Regions from separate parts of the Mus musculus genome. Here region 1 is linked to region 2. A link is a loop called in an ENCODE intact Hi-C map of the cell type or tissue named here. Cell type or tissue: heart. All regions are shown on one strand. Links, peaks and the distances in the headings refer to the core of each region. The heading gives the core; the rest is flanking DNA. Region 1 holds the start of Atxn7l3b (ataxin 7-like 3B). Region 2 overlaps Krr1 (KRR1, small subunit (SSU) processome component, homolog (yeast)).

Region 1 (8,435 bases), core at 287-8,286, 950 kb before region 2:
AATACAAAAGTAACTGCATAAAAGACATAGGACAACTGATTCAAATGGATCAAATGTTATACAATGATACTAGACTCCATCTGAATTTCTTAAAGTGTGATCATTGTATGGTGATAATGTGAAAGAATGCATCTTTCTTAAAGTATCTGAGCAATGAAAGACTTAGAAATGATAAAACCTGTTTGCAACTTACTGTTAGATTGTGCAGTACACACTAATTCAGACTTGCTTCTGGAAAAGAAACTTTAAAGGAAAACAAATAGATCAAAAGTGCGATAATTGTCAACATATAGCTCTGGGTAAAAGGTTAATGTGCACAAACTATTTTTACTATTTCAATGCAGGTATGTATTTGAAAATATATGGATTTTTTTTAGGTTTCTATTAACAGTTGGCACATTCTGATTGCCAAAACACAAGTAATTTCTAGATTTTTCTAGAAAACTAAGTTTCTATATTATGTTTTTGGTGCCGATCCTTAAATCCAAACAGGAAGCATAAAATTCTGTGCTTCCTTGTATACCTCCCCAAGTTAAACCCTGACACTTATTAATGATGCCATGTTGTGCTTGCAGACAGGAGCCTAGCATGACTGTCCTCTGAGAGACTCTACCAGCAGCTGACTGAGACAAACGCAGATACTTACAACCAAAGACAGAGATCAGGAAGAGCTCCCCAATGAAGAGTCAGGAGGAGAACTGAAGGAGCTGAAGAGGGTGGCAACCGCATAGGAAGACCAACAGTATCACCTAACCCTCTCTGTCCCCTGGCAGTTCCCAGAGACTAAGCCACCAACCAAAGGCCATGCATGGCCCCTTGCACATACGTAGCAGAGGACTACCTTGTCTGGTCTCAGTAGAAGAGGTATGAGATGGGGGTACATGGGTGTGGGGGGAGGGGGTTGGTGGGGTGGGAGGGGAGTACACGCTCAGAGGCAAAGGGGACGGGGGACGGGGGTGAAGAACTCTTGGGGGGGGGCTGGGAAGGAGGGCAACAATTAGAGTGTAAATTAAACAATTAAAAATGTTTCAGTAGTTATTTGATTTTTAAGACTGACATGAAACCCTGAAGAAATGCACAATCTCATTACAAACAGTTTTAAAGCATAAACCTGCACATACAAACATGTTCTCTGACAAATAACTCTAGAACATGACTGGCAACTGGATGAGTTGACTTTGGGATGCATTCTGCTGCCTCATTTGTCTCTATTTTCTGTGCATACAAAAGTGACATACCCAAAATATATGTGTTTTCTTGTTTAATTTACAGAGCAGACCACAAGCACAGTTCCTACCACCACTAATTATGCTGTTGGTTTCTCCCATTTGGGGAAGCCAAAGGTACCAAAATATCCCAAGTACAGTGATGAGCTCCCACCCTGAAAACGTCTTCTCGATCATGCTATCTCCCCTGCCAAGTAAGTATCAAATATATGGCTATGTTTATAAATATGTTTATATAAGAATGCAAATGTTTTCCTCTTTAAAAGAGTGGCTTCTCCCATTGCACACATTGTTTAAGGGGGAGAAAAAAAAGTCAAAGATAGTTGAAAAATGATGGTATTCCTTTGGCGCACTACTTATTTTAATGCATATACTTTAAGGCCACTTATGATGAAGTACTCCATATTATCTGCATTGCACTTAGAAAATGAACTAAATATTAATAAATATAGTACATTCAACACTCCATTAAGATCACCAATAAATTTCTCATTTATTTTTTAGAAAAATAAATGAAATCTCCAGTATATTTCAATTCATATTAAGACAATTTAGTGATACAAATAGAAGACAAAATGGGAGTTAGACTACAGATTTTCAAAACAATACTGTTTAGTCAGAGTAAATAGAATTATCATTATTTGAATTTCTATGAACATAAAAGCACATATACTTTGAAATAATTTTTATTGAACTGTACTAAATGTATTAGATAAATACAAGACAGTTTCCAACTCCCACAGTATAAGATTAAGAAAAACAATCTCCTATTTGTTTTGTCAAATTAAGGGAACAAAGATTTTTCAATGACCTGGCATGAACAAATTATACATCGATAATGACAAAGGACAGTTGTCTGTTAATAAGAACTTTTGTTTGGCAATAAATGTGTTAGCACCAGCAAATGTCAAAGCATGCTAGACATGAAGCTAGACAGTCAGACCCAAACCAAGACCTGCAGAAAAAAGTCTAAACTTCACAAATGTCTCTGAATTTGTACTAGACCTGGAAAGTAGAGTTTTACACTTAGTTTGAAGAGGAAAGAGTTTAAAGCAAAGATGCTTGAAGTCCTAACTATATTTTCTTTATCTAACTAGGCAGTCTGTACCACTGTATACATCATGCAAGCACCATGTGAAAATTCTTATACGTATTGCTATGTGTCTCACTACAAAACTATGTGATGACACCTATTCCTGAAATGTCAAGAAAACAGATCCCAATACAAGATTCGCATAGGCATCTACTGTAGGAGGCAGTCTGATTCAGTAACATGTACTCTTAAACATTACATGGTTTATTGTATGTCCAGATCCCACAATGTGTCAATACGTTAATTTTTTGAATCTAGAACATCTAGATTATACAAAAGTCCAATTTTTTTAAAGTTCTGTCTTTTTTTAAATTAAAAAAAAAGAACTCTGGGCAGAAAAAAATTAAGTAGCATAAGCTAAATGATTTGTATCTGCCAATTTGTGAGATCTAAATTAATTAAATAGACAACTAGAAAATACAGTTGTTTACAAATAGTTTGCACTCTAAATCAATCAGTGTAAGGTAATTCTGTACTGAGGAAAATATGATCATCTTATGCTTTTCTCTAATCTGGAAATCTTGCATAAGAAAGCTATAAAGGAGGATTTGAGTTTTTCCTTAGCCACAGTTCTTTCTGATAAATTGCAAAAGTAGAGCAGTTGCAGAGGAGGATCAAATAATGAACAAGAAAGAAAAAAGTAAAGAAAGAATACAGTGATTTCCTTATGTTTGAATTCACAACTAATCTTTTTAGGAATAGCTAGCTAGCATCTTCTGATCCATTGTGGTTAGTAGTGTGTTTTATCAGTGACAGAATAAGGACTTGCTTGAGTCAAATGAGAAAAGTTGTTAGGAGCTGGCTGCAGAGGATTTGGTGGGACGGTTCCAGTTCTCACAGTGAAAGCAGTGTAACTTTAGGAAAGTCTTCCCCCTCCTCTTTGCCTCCCCCAAACTAAGCGCACATCATTTTTATCTTGTAGCACATTTGGAGACGTATATAATCATTTCTTTACAGTCACGCTGACTTAATGGTCTTATAAGTGAGATAAATGCCTTAGGTTTATTTGATCAATATATTTGAATTATGCCTTTAGTGTCAGGATTCTAGTTGTTTTCATTCAAAGAAAGCCTCAAAGATAAACTATAGGGCAATTTGTTTCCTTGCATCATCTAGTGGATTTAAATGACAACTGCGGCAGTACTGTAAATTACTGCAAGCCAATCCTGTACGTCAAATTTTCAGTCGTATGTGGATAAACATGCCTGAAATCATTATTCGATTGATTACACAACTGGACAAGTAATTATTATTCCTCCTTTTACGTAAGAAATCATTGAAACACAGGTGAACGCATTAGTGAACGTTTAAAGCCCTAAACAAAATACCATAGCATCGTCGATAACATTTTATGAACCGGGAGAGAGAAAAAGACACAGGCAGGAATGCCAGTTGTCGCCACTGGCTCGCACAGACCAACAGTGCTCCCAGGCCAGCGAACTGCGCCAGAGCCCGAGCCCAAGCCCAGCCTCCGCGCGGAGCCAGTGCGCAGGCGCAGCACCGGGCGGAAGTGGGGGGGCGGGCCCAGACTGTCAGCGAGAGGAAGAGGCCCGAACGGCTGGGTGAGGCGCCGAGACGGTTTTCGCGGCGAGCCGGGCTCGGGTGCAGCTCAGAATCCCGAACTTGGGTGATCGTCGCAGCCGAGCGAGCGTTGGGGCTCCGGAGCGGCGGTTGCTGTCGCCGCGGACGCCGCCGTCGTCGCCGTTGCCGTCCCGGAGGACGAGGCCCGGAGAGGCCTTGCAGGCCTAGCGGAGCCCGAGTGTGCCGTGAGTAAAGCCAGCGCCCTCCGCACGGTCGCTTGCCGGTTAAGATGGAGGAGATTTCGTTGGCCAACCTGGATACTAACAAGCTGGAGGCCATCGCCCAGGAGATCTATGTAGACCTGATAGAGGATTCCTGCCTGGGCTTCTGCTTTGAGGTGCACCGGGCGGTCAAGTGTGGCTACTTCTACCTGGAGTTTGCAGACACTGGGAGCGTGAAGGATTTCGGCATCCAGCCAGTGGAGGACAAAGGCGCGTGCCGCCTCCCGCTCTGCTCCCTTCCTGGGGATCCCGGGGACGGGCCCCAGACGGAGCTGCAGCGTTCACCTCCGGAATTCCAGTAGTCACCACCTGAGAGAGGGCGACACAGTGACCAGGACAATAATAGAGACTGGTCCCCGTGGCTTTGGAGGAATAAGCTAAGTTGGAGAGAAAAAAAATTAAATCAACAAATAAAGGAAAAGCAAACAAAAGTCCCATTTACCCCCCTTCAAGATCTTAGCATTAAAATACAAAAAAAAAAAAAACCGAGAAGGCGTAAAACGAACAAAACACCCAAAGAGGAGAATTTAGGAATCCCGGTCCATTTGAAAGGGTCTCCCATGCCAGCTCTGAAATCCTGGGCAGAAGAAGGTCCAGAGGCGTCGTGCTGTATTTTGAGCTGTATAAAATACATGTGGATGTGCAAGGACCCTGAACTGTCCTCGGTACACAGGTGAGCAGCTGTGTACCCAGCCTATACAATTCTATTTGTTTCTCAGATTCTGCATCTGCCTGATGTCATGGGCCTCCTTCGAAGTTTTAGATGGTGTTGATGGTCAGGCCCTGATCAGTCAGCTTCGGTGGACTGCTCCTCTGATTTCTAAGCCTCCAATTGGGCCTCTTTGATACAAATAGAAGTCAGGTATGTGACTTAAATACTAAAAATATTAATATTCCCGTTTGAATTCGATGGGAAGCCCTTGTGCCCTTGTCTTCAAGAAGTTCCAAATCACCTGTTTTCCAAAGGTCCAGCATTTTGTGGGGACAAGGCCTTGCCTTTGGCTCATCAGAAGACCTGTCTTTCCATCCTACTGAGTGGCAAAGGTTTGGCAAAGGACAAGGTGGTTTTCAAACAGCTGAAGATTTTCTTTTGATGCTATGAGGATGAAGTGTACCTCCGCGACTGCACATCATGTCCAACTGGAAGACTCATGTCTTGAATTACATACTGCGGACATAAGTTTGGTGGGACGGTTTTTTCCTACTTTTGAGTTACTGGTGATGTAACCAGCCCATGGGTCTGACTTGATCATTATGACAGGTCGCTGCCCTCCAGTGGTACCACTGACCTACAGAAGGACATCATGGCAGAGCAGGAGGCTGTTTAAAAATTGAGCCAGGAGGGAACTTTTTTCCATCTGCCTTCAATAATGTGAATGAGTTTAATGCTAAGAGCCCTGAAACAGGCCTGGTTTACCTGGTATGGTTGCAGAATTCCTTCATCAACTGGGCAGTCAGACCTCTGCTGTGCTGATTGAGACTGTCTCCACCTTCTCTGCCCTCACAAACAGCAGTTCATCACTTGGTCCTCAGAACCTCCTTCCAGCAGGGGCTGTATATTTCTTGATGGAAAGTTGGAGGCAGGGTTAGAAGTAAAGGGGAAGTGAGTGGCATATCAAAACTGGTCTGTTTCAGTCCCTAAAATGGGGGGTTATGGAGGGTGGGAGTCCTGAGGTGAGCAGAAAAGAAAGGTGCTGCTTTATTTGAAATGTTTTCTTACCTCATTCTGTGCCCCAGTAAAGGGTCCAGCCTCATCTGTCTGGCTTGGCCATGTTCCTGTCACTGCTCCACTGCCTCTCTGGTGCAGCTCATGATTCCAGGTGCTGCTTGCCACACTAGGTTTTCTCTCGACCAATTTCAGCTCATCTTCCAGTGCTGCTCCTCCGAAGCCTACACAAGTTTCCTTTTTCCTTTTGTTGTCGTTTTCGTTTTCTAACTTTAAATTTTTATGTTGTTTTGTTTTACCTGTTTTTATGGAAGCCTTAGAGGAGAATCTCTCATGGCTCCCTCTGTTTGGATTGGAATGGGAAAATAACAAAAAAAAAAAAAAAAAAAAAAAACAACCTTTTTTTAAATTTACAAGGCAGTGTCATGTCTAAGTGTTTCTCTTATATAAGGCTGCCTTGCTAGTATATCTCCCTGCCTGTCATGAGTTCTTTCTTCCCATTGCTACTTGGATACGGCCTCTTAGGACTTACTGCAGAGCCAGGAATGCTGGCATACACAAGGAAGGAGTTGGTTCTGCTCCACATTTCTAATCCTATTGTGTATGTATCTTCCTTCTCCCAGGAGCTATTTGAAGTGTGTGGACTAATTTGGATTATACTCAAAGAGTTGAGGCAATTATAGTGCTTGAGCCTTGAGACTGTCTGTTGTTGCCTTCTCAGAGTTTTGCAGCTCAGGGTTGGGGCCTAGTTACAGTTTGGATCCTTAGTCCAAGAATTTTGAGAACGTGAGTAAAACCTTGGCAGGAGCTAAAAAATACTTAAAAGATACCTTGCTACATGAGTTCTTTAAAAACCTTCAGTGAATTGTGGAAAAACAAAAAAGCAGTGTGAGATTCCTGCTTATATAAAGTACTTGGGAAACATGAAAGGGAGAAAGGCCATGGCCCACTCACTCTTGCCTTCAGATAGGGAGCTCAAATGTGACTTTAGTTTTCTTGCCTTTTCTGGTTAGAACATAAAGATGTGGGTAGTAGTTTGGGGTAATGGGTTTGCTCATATTACTTCCCTTCTTGTTACTGCTTTTGTTTTCTGTCTCCAACATTTTCATTAGGGCTGTAGCTCCCCACTCTGTGTAGATAAAAGGTGGGTTCAGTCCAGCTATTATTGCCCTGAGGGAACAAACTACTTTTTTGGGAGCAAATGTTCTCCAGCATATAGTTGACAGTGGTTAGGAGCCCTCCCCTTCCCCTGCCCTCCTGTAACAGCAGAATCCTATCCTTCCTCTTCTGTTCATTGTATTGACCAACCAGTAATCCTATTATGTATCTGAGTGTGTGTATAGGGGGAAGGGGTTCTTTACATTTTCTGTGGTTTGTGCTTTTTTCTTCAGTAAATTAGTTCCCACCATCGCATGCCCAGGGGCCACTACCTGGCATTATCGCATGCTGGGATCATTGGGGGAGGGTAGTTTGAAATTCACCACTGTCCTTTGTTTTGGAGATTCTTATTTTTTAATAAGTAATCCGTCCTATACAAATAGCTAATTAACTCTTGTGTTCCCCCTGCCCATATGGCTGCTGGTGTAAATAAATTGCATTTTCCCATTGCTAAATGATAATAAAATTTAAAAGAAATATTTTGACTCATCTTCTTAATGGCATGTTTCCCAGGGGTTGTTGGCATAGCAAAATATTTTACCACTCTTGAATCTAGGTACTTGAATGGGAGGTACATCAAAATCCACAGAGGAACTCTGTCTAGCTTTTATTTCTCATATAATCCTTCAAATTTGGCTGTCTATTAAAGAAAAAAGTACATAAAGTTCCCTTTTTCATATGAGGTAAGAAGACAGTAAAATATAGTCCGGGCTACTAATAATGGTGCATTGTAGTAGTTTAACTTGTACAAAATTTGTTATAGTATATACGTCATCATCAAACTAACTTGACAAATGTTAAGTAGCAGAAAATGCTTCCTACCTACTGTCCCTTAGTTTGTCCCACTCCTTTAGGGTTTTTGTTTGCTTTTGAATAACATCTCTTAATTGTAATCTACAGTTTGAGCATTTCCTAGGAATTGTACATAAAATTTAGTTCTGTCCAAAGTCACCATAGTTCAAGGTGGGAAGTAGACAAGACAGAAGGCATGGGAAAGTACCAGAGTAGGAAACTTCTAGTTGAATACTCCAAATAGCCTTCTTTTCCATGATCATGAGTTGTAATTAAATGCAATTGGCCACCTAAGACCTACAGTCAAATCTGTTGAGAAATTGTTTTAAAAGAAAATGGGAAGGCTCTGTTAAAGAGCATGTGACAAGTTTACTATACAAAGTCCTAAAAATAAATCTCGATTTTCCTTAAATTTCTATTAAGTGAAATCTATATGGGAATCTACCATAACATTTTATTTAAATTACTTGATGCAGACATCCTATTTTGTAGAATTAGATTTAATATAGTCCTTTGTTTTCTAAAATGACAAAAGACCAACTATGTCCTATAGGTAGTATCTTTATTGTTAGAAAGGATATCAAATAGTTCATAGCTCTGCTGGATTTAGTAATTTCAAGTTATTTGAAGTATGGATTCAGGAAAACTTGCTCTGCAGGCATTAATGATAACTGCCCTCTGAACCTGAGTTGTCCATA
Region 2 (8,435 bases), core at 188-8,187:
CAATGAACACTATAGACCACCAATGAAATGGCTGAAGATAGAGATGGAAAGATCTTCCCTGTCAATGGATTCAAGGAATTAATAGTGATGAATGTCCACGTCACCGACAGCAAACTATAGTCAATGCAATTACTGTTCTTCACAGATGGGAAGAGACAATCCTAAGTTCATATGGAAGGACAGATCTTTAGTCACAATCCCTGACTTAGCAAGGAGCTGTAGATGTATAAAGAGCAGGGTACAACCCTGATATGTAATGGTGCTCCTTTGGCTCCCACTCTCCTTCCTTCCCAGAACAGATGATGCCACTGCTGGGCATGTCCACTGCTACGAACACCATTCTCACTAACACCCCTGCCCCAGCCACTGGCCTTAAGGGTTTCCCTGAAACCCCAAGCACAGGTCAATGAGGAAGGGAAGACGGTGGGCAGAAAACGGTTTATGTTTAAATGAGAAACAACATAGTAAAGACTGAGTACTGTGAGATACAGGCAAAGAAGGGAAGAGTCAAACCAGATCCCAGAGAAGTGGAACTCCAACTCAAGCACAAAAAGAGACTTTACATGGGTCAGGAAATGCGAGACAAGGAGAAGTCTAAGGAACTCTTTTCTGATGACCTCAAATATTCCAGAGCTGTACAATGCTGGGATCTGCCGGGTGTGGGACGGAACAGAAAGGGGACACAAAGGACTGCAACGTAGTTAAGGCCTAGCAGAAGTTGGAGACACAAACTTTTAGTGAATTTAATCCAATTTCTCCACTTTAATTTTTTTGCCTAACTCTAATTTGAGTTTTCCTGGGAGGGTGTGGCTAAAGAATGTTCATATGAGAAAGAGAGGCGGAGAGGAGAGGGGCTCCTGGCTGTGTGTGTGAAGGAGAGGACCAGAAGACAGCTGACAAACAAGGAAGGAACCTGCAGCTCACAGCTACGGCAACAAATGCATGTGGAGGTAAGACTTTACAGTACGTGGTCAAAATGTGAAACCCCTAGGCAGCTTTTAGCTTCATGGTCCTGGCTGCCTGACACCCCCTCCCCCAACACAGTTTACTCACAACGGGATGCCCACTCCCCGACCCTTGCTATCAAGTTCTCACGTCCTAACACATGCACACCCACAGCCAACCCAAACTCTAGTGTTTCCAAACCCAGGATACTGCAGTTTCACCCGCACCCAGCATTCGCCGCTGGCCACTGACCTGACTCTCTGGCTGTGGGGGCGGGAAGGGCGTGTACTCCTTCTTGACACTCTTCTTCTTCGGTTCCTTGCGTTTATTCACATTTTTGTGCTTGAACTGTGGCAAAAATCTTTCCCAACTTTGTGATCGTAACTCGGAATCTTTTGCCAACTCCCGTTTAATCATCAAGGTCTTTAGGCACATACATATAAATAAAACTATGTATTTTAAAATTCATACATTATCATCATCATCATCACATTGCTTCTAAAAGTAAGGACAAGCTTCTCGTGTTCAGAATGAAACCAACTGCAACGAAACTAAGCCTGCACAACCAGCCAAATACCAGAAACTCTAAGTCTAGATCAAACGAAGACATCATATGAAAGCGAAGCCCAGCTTCCCTGCCATCGTCCACTAAATAACAGGGGGAGTTGGTGCTTAGTTAGCTGTTGCTTCCAGTGAGTGGGAAGCCTTCAGTAGCAACTGAGGTATCCTAAGTCCCAGGAATTTAAAATCACTTTTACCCGCAGCTTCCTGAAATGTCAGCGCATCCCCCACAAGCACCCATCAACACTATGGCTGCATCAGTGTCTCCCCACACACGGTGCAAGCATTAACTCCCAAAGGAAGCTTTCATGCAACCTGAGAGTCCAGACTTTGACACAGGCAGAAAATCTACTGATGCCGCCTATCCTCAGTCCTGAGCGGCCTCTCTTCACTGCACTGGAATGCTACAATGAAGGACAGGGTCTCTTTCCATAGATTTTACGAGGGAGATACAATCTCCAAAGAGGGCCAGGGTAGAGAGTGGTGGGACAAATTTTATCCCCAATTCTCTACATATTACATTTTCATACAATATTTAATTTTCAGTTTGTGAAGTAGAACTCTGACAATCACTAATTAATAATGTATAAACAAGACTCACTTTAATGTTATAAATTGGATGGATATTCTTCATGGTATCAAGGACTACTTTTCGAACCTGCAATTTACAAAGAAAAATGAAGCGGTCACAAAGATTTCAACAGACTGGACAGAAGAGGGGTAAGCTCCTGTAAACTCTCCTGTGAATCAGTGTCTATGGCCACACCGGATCCCATGAATCAGAGTCTATGGCCACACCGGATCCCATGAATCAGTGTCTATGGCCACACCGGATCCCATGAATCAGAGTCTATGGCCACACCGGATCCCATGAATCAGAGTCTATGGCCACACCGGATCCCATGAATCAGTGTCTATGGCCACACCGGATCCCATGAATCAGAGTCTATGGCCACACTGGATCCCATGAATCAGAGCCTATGGCCACACCGGATCCCGTGAATCAGTGTCTATGGCCACACCGGATCCCATGAATCAGTGTCTATGGCCACACCAGATCCCATGAATCAGAGTCTATGGCCACACTGGATCCCATGAATCAGAGTCTATGGCCACACCAGATCCCATGAATCAGAGTCTATGGCCACACCAGATCCCATGAATCAGTGTCTATGGCCACACTGGATCCCATGAATCAGAGTCTATGGCCACGCTGGATCCCATGAATCAGAGTCTATGGCCACACCAGATCCCATGAATCAGTGTCTATGGCCACACCAGATACACTTTAACTGTTCTCAGTGGTTTCTCCATCTTCTGTGACAGCAGTCAACTGTTTCAAACAAAGCATGTCTCATGACTATGACCATACAGTAAATAACTAACAAAGTACCCAAGGCCCTACAGGTACTACTGATTAGGGCAAGACAGCTGGATTTAGAGTCAAAAGACGAGGGTTCAAATCCTGGCATAGGGGCTACAGCTCAGCAGGAGAGAGCTTGCCTATTGTGCACAAGGCTTTGGGTTTGATTTCCAGCACTGCAAAAATAGTAATTGTTATTATAATAATAAATAATAACCCTGGGACTACCACATCACGTAAGAGTCGATTAATATTCCTATTTCAGCTTTATATCTGTAAAATGGAGATAAAACCATATCTCAGATCTACTGTAAGAATTAAGTACCATATTTCCAAACATGTAAAACTGTAAAGTATTTGATGTTATTATTGCTCCACTAGAAAAGAGTAGGTAATTTATGAGAGAGAAGCCATCAGAATGCCTACTAAGGGAATTCCAAGAGGGAGGCAAACCACACAGGCAGATCCAGCTCAACACGGTAAGAACAGGACCTGACAGGAAGCTATGTCCCATGGGTGTTCTCACAACATCTGAGAAGGTGCAGAGATGTCTACAAAAAACACTAAACCAAAAGATCCAGTGGTTTAAAGGGAAAGGTTGTAAAGGCTGACCTCTACTGGTTGCACGCGTTACTGCACTACCAGGACCTTGGCTCAGTATCCAGATGCTGACACCATGTGTGGATTGCAAGGTGAGCTACTTGGATCTGAACTTCCTCTGAGGTCTTACAGTGGGAAGGATGCTGATACATACACCTAACTGGGAACCGCACGTCTCCACAGCTGTCAAAGGTTGCCCAAAGCACCTGAGATTCTAGGAAGTGATGACGCCCTCAAGTTACATAGCAAACTATTTACAACTTAGAAACCAAAGCACATTCTAAAAATACGAAACGATTAGAAGACATTACCCGATGAACACTTATGTGACAACCACATTAGTTATTTCATGTGTGTCTGGTGGAAGTGTCGGGTCCTAGCTCTCACCTCTTTGAGGCCACTGAAAGGTCCGATGGCTGAGACCGTGTTCCCCTGAACCATGACGTAGCAGTTTGTCAGGAGCTCCAGTGCCTGAGGCAGAAGAGCAAGATCAGACTCAGTGCTCAGAGAGTAAGCGAGAGGTGCCCACGCCCCTTAACGACAAGTACCTTCAAGGTGGATCCTTTGGGACCAATAAGCCGCTGTCTTCTCTTCACAAACCTCTCTTTATTTCTCACTAGAGAGCCGATTTTAATGATGTCACACGCAACATCATCCTGAAGTATCCGTACTGCCTTTTAGGAGAAGGGAAAAAGCATCAGCATTTTTCTTTTCCAACCCCAGGCTACTAAAATGCAAGCACAAGCATGGACGCTGGGAGGAGGGAGGTGGGCAGATGGAAAGACGCAGCATCACAGGCTGGGGAACACGCTCCCTTGCTTCCCTGAGACCCTGCCCGCTTTGTTTTTGTGAGCAGAGTCTCTCACTGGCCCAGAGCTCACCAAGTTAATCCCCCTGGCCCAGACACACCTGTTCAAAGGAAACGCTCCTGGCCAAGAGCTTTATTAGGTCTCGGGCCCTAATGATGATGTAAGGGTCAAACGTCTTCTTTGTTGTACAAACAGTCATGCTACCCTCGATCAAGTCCAGCGTTGCTTTAACATGCTACAAAAACAAGGAAAGAACCCAAAATGGGTTCAGTTGTAGATCATTATAGAGTCGACCCCAACCAAACTAAGAACCTCTGTGCCCATCAGCTAACTTCCAAAGCCTCTCAACTCCCTCCTGGAATCAGCTGGGCCGTTAAATACAAATGATGAATACTTGATTAATTTCACACTTGACAGGATGTAAGAAACTGAAGCAATTGTAACCCAAGACCGAGAAATGAATTTTCCTTTTTAATCTCTTTCTACTTGGTTAAGGGACTAAATACAAAACAAATTATGACAGGTTTACAAAGCAATAGTTAGCAAAAGTGAGCACTAACTCTCAAGAACAAGAACCACATGAGGGAGGAGGGAGAGTGCACATTCGAGCACATGCACACGTGGAGGCCAGGGGTCGGCTCTCAGTGTCACTCCCTAGGCACTGCTTGGAGCTCACCAAATTAGCTGTCGGCTAGCCCGTGAGTCCTGGGTCTTCTGCCTCCATACCTGGCTGCTTACACAGGGTCTGAGGATGGAGCTCCAGGCCTGAGGCTGGCATTACAAGCACTTCACCAACTGTGTGAGCTCCACAGCCCCAAGAACTGGATTTTAACAGAGCAAAGCAAAAGGCTCTTTTCTGCCTTGTGACACATTCAGAAGAATCCTGCATCACGGTGGGTGAGCAATGAACATTTCAACACCAGCACTCTGGAGACTTGGCGGCAGGGAGCAAACATGGAAAAGCTGGGTGCACCAGCGAGTGTTGTTTAAAATAAACTCTGAAACATGGCTTGGCTAAAACTGGCCAGGTACACGAGTACATGATTACCACCACTGCCTACGAAAGGCATTTGGAGTTGTGGATGGAACAGGTAATCCTAGATGGCTTGAGGAACCTCTAAACTATTAAGAGGACAGGTATTTCTCAAAATACTTTAATTATGCACAAAATTAAAAATGAATGAACTCTAAGAATAAAGGTGACCTAGATTCTTTTAAATACTAAAGGAACCAAATTAAGCAGCTATGTTGGCATTTCTAAAACCAAAATCCACCAGCACACACAAAGCTCTGAAAGGAACTGTTTAAAGCAGGCGTACATGCTCATTCAAGGCCTTCTGCACCAGCGGCCAGCACTCCTTCAGGTAAGCCTCGCGGTATTTCGGGAACAAGGTTGCGAAGCTGCTCTCCTCCAAGAGTCCTCTGGGATTGTCCTCTTTGGAAAAAGCTGGTTCCTTCCAACCATCAGGGACAGTGAGGAGCTCCGCCTCATCTACAGAGGAAAGAATTCACACATCACATGGAATGGTCCTTCACACACGTGCGCACTCTATGCACATCTTCAGAAGATCACCAATGCATTGTTTCATATCCGCATCCCTGGTTGTTACATTATTCAGCATCATGACCACGGCCCCATCATCATCATGATGCTGTAATAGGATCATCTGAATACATTGCAGTTGCCTCATCACAAGGATGCTTTCCCTGTACCCACTCTAACTGGGATGCACCGGTAGACAGCAATTACTAAGACACTTTCACTGCACAATAAAGTGGTTCAAACACCTTATCACTTTTATCCCTTATTATTAATAGCCTTTCTGACTTTCTTGGTACAGTCCTACCCCCACCCCCACATGTCTGTGTGTGTAAAAAATTCCTAAAAATGGATTCTGGTGTACAATGTCAATTAACAGCCACTGTAATACAATTTTAGGATTTCCAAAGAGCTTTATACACACCTTTCATCAATAAAAGAAAGCCACTATTACTATTTCTACTTTATAGAAGATATTCAAACCAAAAGGAGTGACAGGCCAGAAGGACAAATGCTGAAATGGCCTAAAATCCTGACAACTATGAGATCACCTCTGGAGAGCCTGCTTCACTTCTCAAAACTCCCTGTCCCAGAACTTTAGAAACCCCTCAAATCCAATAGCTACACGTTAACTCTACCCGAAGAGAACCATCCTTGATCTTGCAGCGTCAGCACACCTGTGGGAGTTTGTGGGCAAGGCCATCTGGGGCTCCATCTCAGGCAGAGTGAATCTGCATCTCTGGGGTGAGGCCCAGAGATCTGTGCTTAAACGTCATCCTGTCCTTAAACCACCGAGGTCTGAAAGGCAGGCCCTTGGCCCACGTTATTAGCCACAGGTAAGAAAATGTACTTTCTACTTCCACTCACTCTGCCACTTCTGGTTCAAACTCCTGACAATGGGTCCTCATAAACCACTCATTCTCCAATACCTTCTTTTTAAAAACTGCAAACTAAAATCCTATAAAAACTGGGAACATGGGCGGTTGTGGCACACGCCTCTAATCCCAGCACTTGGGAGGCAGAGGCAGGTGGATTTCTGAGTTCGAGGCCAGCCTGGTCTACAAAGTGAGTTCCAGGACAGCCAGGGCTACACAGAGAAACCCTGTCTCGAAAAACAAAAAAAAAAAAAAAACAAAAACAAAAACAAAACAAAACAAAACAAAACAAAAAGCAAGCAAGCAAACTCAGGCCCAGGGTTAAACCTTCCTAAGACAGAATGTGTGAACCCTAGTAGAGGAAAGGGAAGGGAACTAAGGCCACTTAGGACCAAGAATATCACTTGCTTATTAGGTTAGGGTGAAAGTCTAGCTATATAAGTACATCCAGGACCTCAAAATCAAAACACAACAACAACAAAAAAAATCACTGTAAATTTAGATCGATGAGCAATCTCAACTATTAGAGTTGTGCTGGCCCAGTTTCCCCTCCATGGTTGACTATACCCTCACGCTTTGAACGTAAACAAACCTTTCCTAAAACAGAAAAAAACCTGGCACAGCTCCTTCCGGTAGCATTAGCATAACTTGAAGATACCCTGCAATTGAGTTTCCAATCCTAAATTCCTACAGAGACCCTGAGGCATTACCAGAAGACATGCACAAAGGTGCTTACAAGAGCAAGCTGAAGGCAGAGCTCAAATGTCCGCCAACGACGGAATTTAAATATTACACAGCATCGTAAAGAATCAGAAGCTAAAGACACAGACAACATACATAGAGTACACAGCTCCATTCATTCTCCTATGATTCAAAAGGAGACAAAAATCGAAGCGTTTTGTTAAAAATCATAATAGCTGTAGATAGGTGACAGAAAGCTCGAACGAATTACTCCGGGTACCAGAAAGGAAGCTATATAGCATCTGTGATTGGCACATGGATAACTTGAGGAAGATGGTCTACTCATCCTGTCAATTCCTCAAGCGTTGGTTTGAAGCTTTTACCGGTGTCTATAGTCCCTGCCGTATTTTACGTACTTAGTTTTTAAAAGAAAAAAATTTTTCTTTTTAAATTGAAGGTAGGTAAAAACCAAACTCTCATCAAAACGGAAAGAAGCAATCAAACTAGAGCAGCCAAAAATCAAACTAGGGGTTAGAGCTAAAGACTGAGAGCTGTGTCATTTAGCAACTTAATAATCAGATAAAAGTTCTGACAAAACTTCCCATTGAGCTCCGTCCCCACCTTTCCCCGTCCGCCTCCCTCATCACCATCGGCGCTCGCAGGACACGAAGATTCTCCCACCTGATCCTGATCCGCATCCTCTCAACCTCCCCTCCCCAAAGCTCAAGGCAGAACTGCCGCGCCTTCCACAATCTCTGAGTCCTCACACTTTTACCGGGGACAGAAGGCGCATCGGGTACACTTGCCAGGGACGGTCGCTGGCAAAAACACTGCGTTAGCTGCACGTGGCCGGCGCAGCCATCAACACCCGCAACCCTCGGCTACCCCGGCTACCGCAGGCACTGCACAGCCTAAAAGAGGCTCAACCCAAGTGCGCGGCCAAAGAAAGAGACAAAGATGCTTCGAGATCCGCCAGCTCCGGGCTTCGGGTCTCGCACTGCCTCACCTTGGGTCTCACGCTTCTGTTTCTGCGGCTGAGAGTCACGTTTTTGAGCTTCTTT

Evidence for each region. Peaks named below come from ENCODE experiments on the same cell type or tissue, not always from the same donor. Only the 100,000 strongest peaks of a DNase experiment are listed, where the experiment ranks them.
Region 1: it touches region 2 in a loop (6-fold over the local background); 2 of 42 quality-filtered maps call a loop at or near these places.

What each region holds. Positions count from the first base shown.
Region 1 is chr10:112,924,417-112,932,851 of GRCm38, reverse strand. It overlaps Atxn7l3b (ataxin 7-like 3B), which reads left to right and starts at 3,826. Exons shown (of 1, transcript NM_001033474.2): 1 at 3,826-7,424. The coding sequence starts at 4,130. The coding sequence ends at 4,423. Gm22507 (a small nuclear RNA gene) reads right to left here and starts at 1,428; the gene lies at 1,268-1,428. In heart, for the core only: a CTCF peak has its summit at 3,454; a DNase peak (open chromatin) is centred at 3,811; H3K4me3 peaks cover 2,733 bases; H3K27ac peaks cover 1,495 bases.
Region 2 is chr10:111,972,820-111,981,254 of GRCm38, reverse strand. It overlaps Krr1 (KRR1, small subunit (SSU) processome component, homolog (yeast)), which reads right to left. Exons shown (of 10, transcript NM_178610.4): 1 at 8,381-8,435; 2 at 5,598-5,770; 3 at 4,379-4,513; 4 at 4,018-4,143; 5 at 3,857-3,940; 6 at 2,108-2,164; 7 at 1,198-1,368. Among named protein-coding and RNA genes, the nearest start is that of Krr1, 4.3 kb to the right of the region's middle. In heart, for the core only: a CTCF peak has its summit at 3,492 (motif pointing left); no DNase peak of the experiment used is centred there; H3K4me3 peaks cover 1,105 bases; H3K27ac peaks cover 249 bases.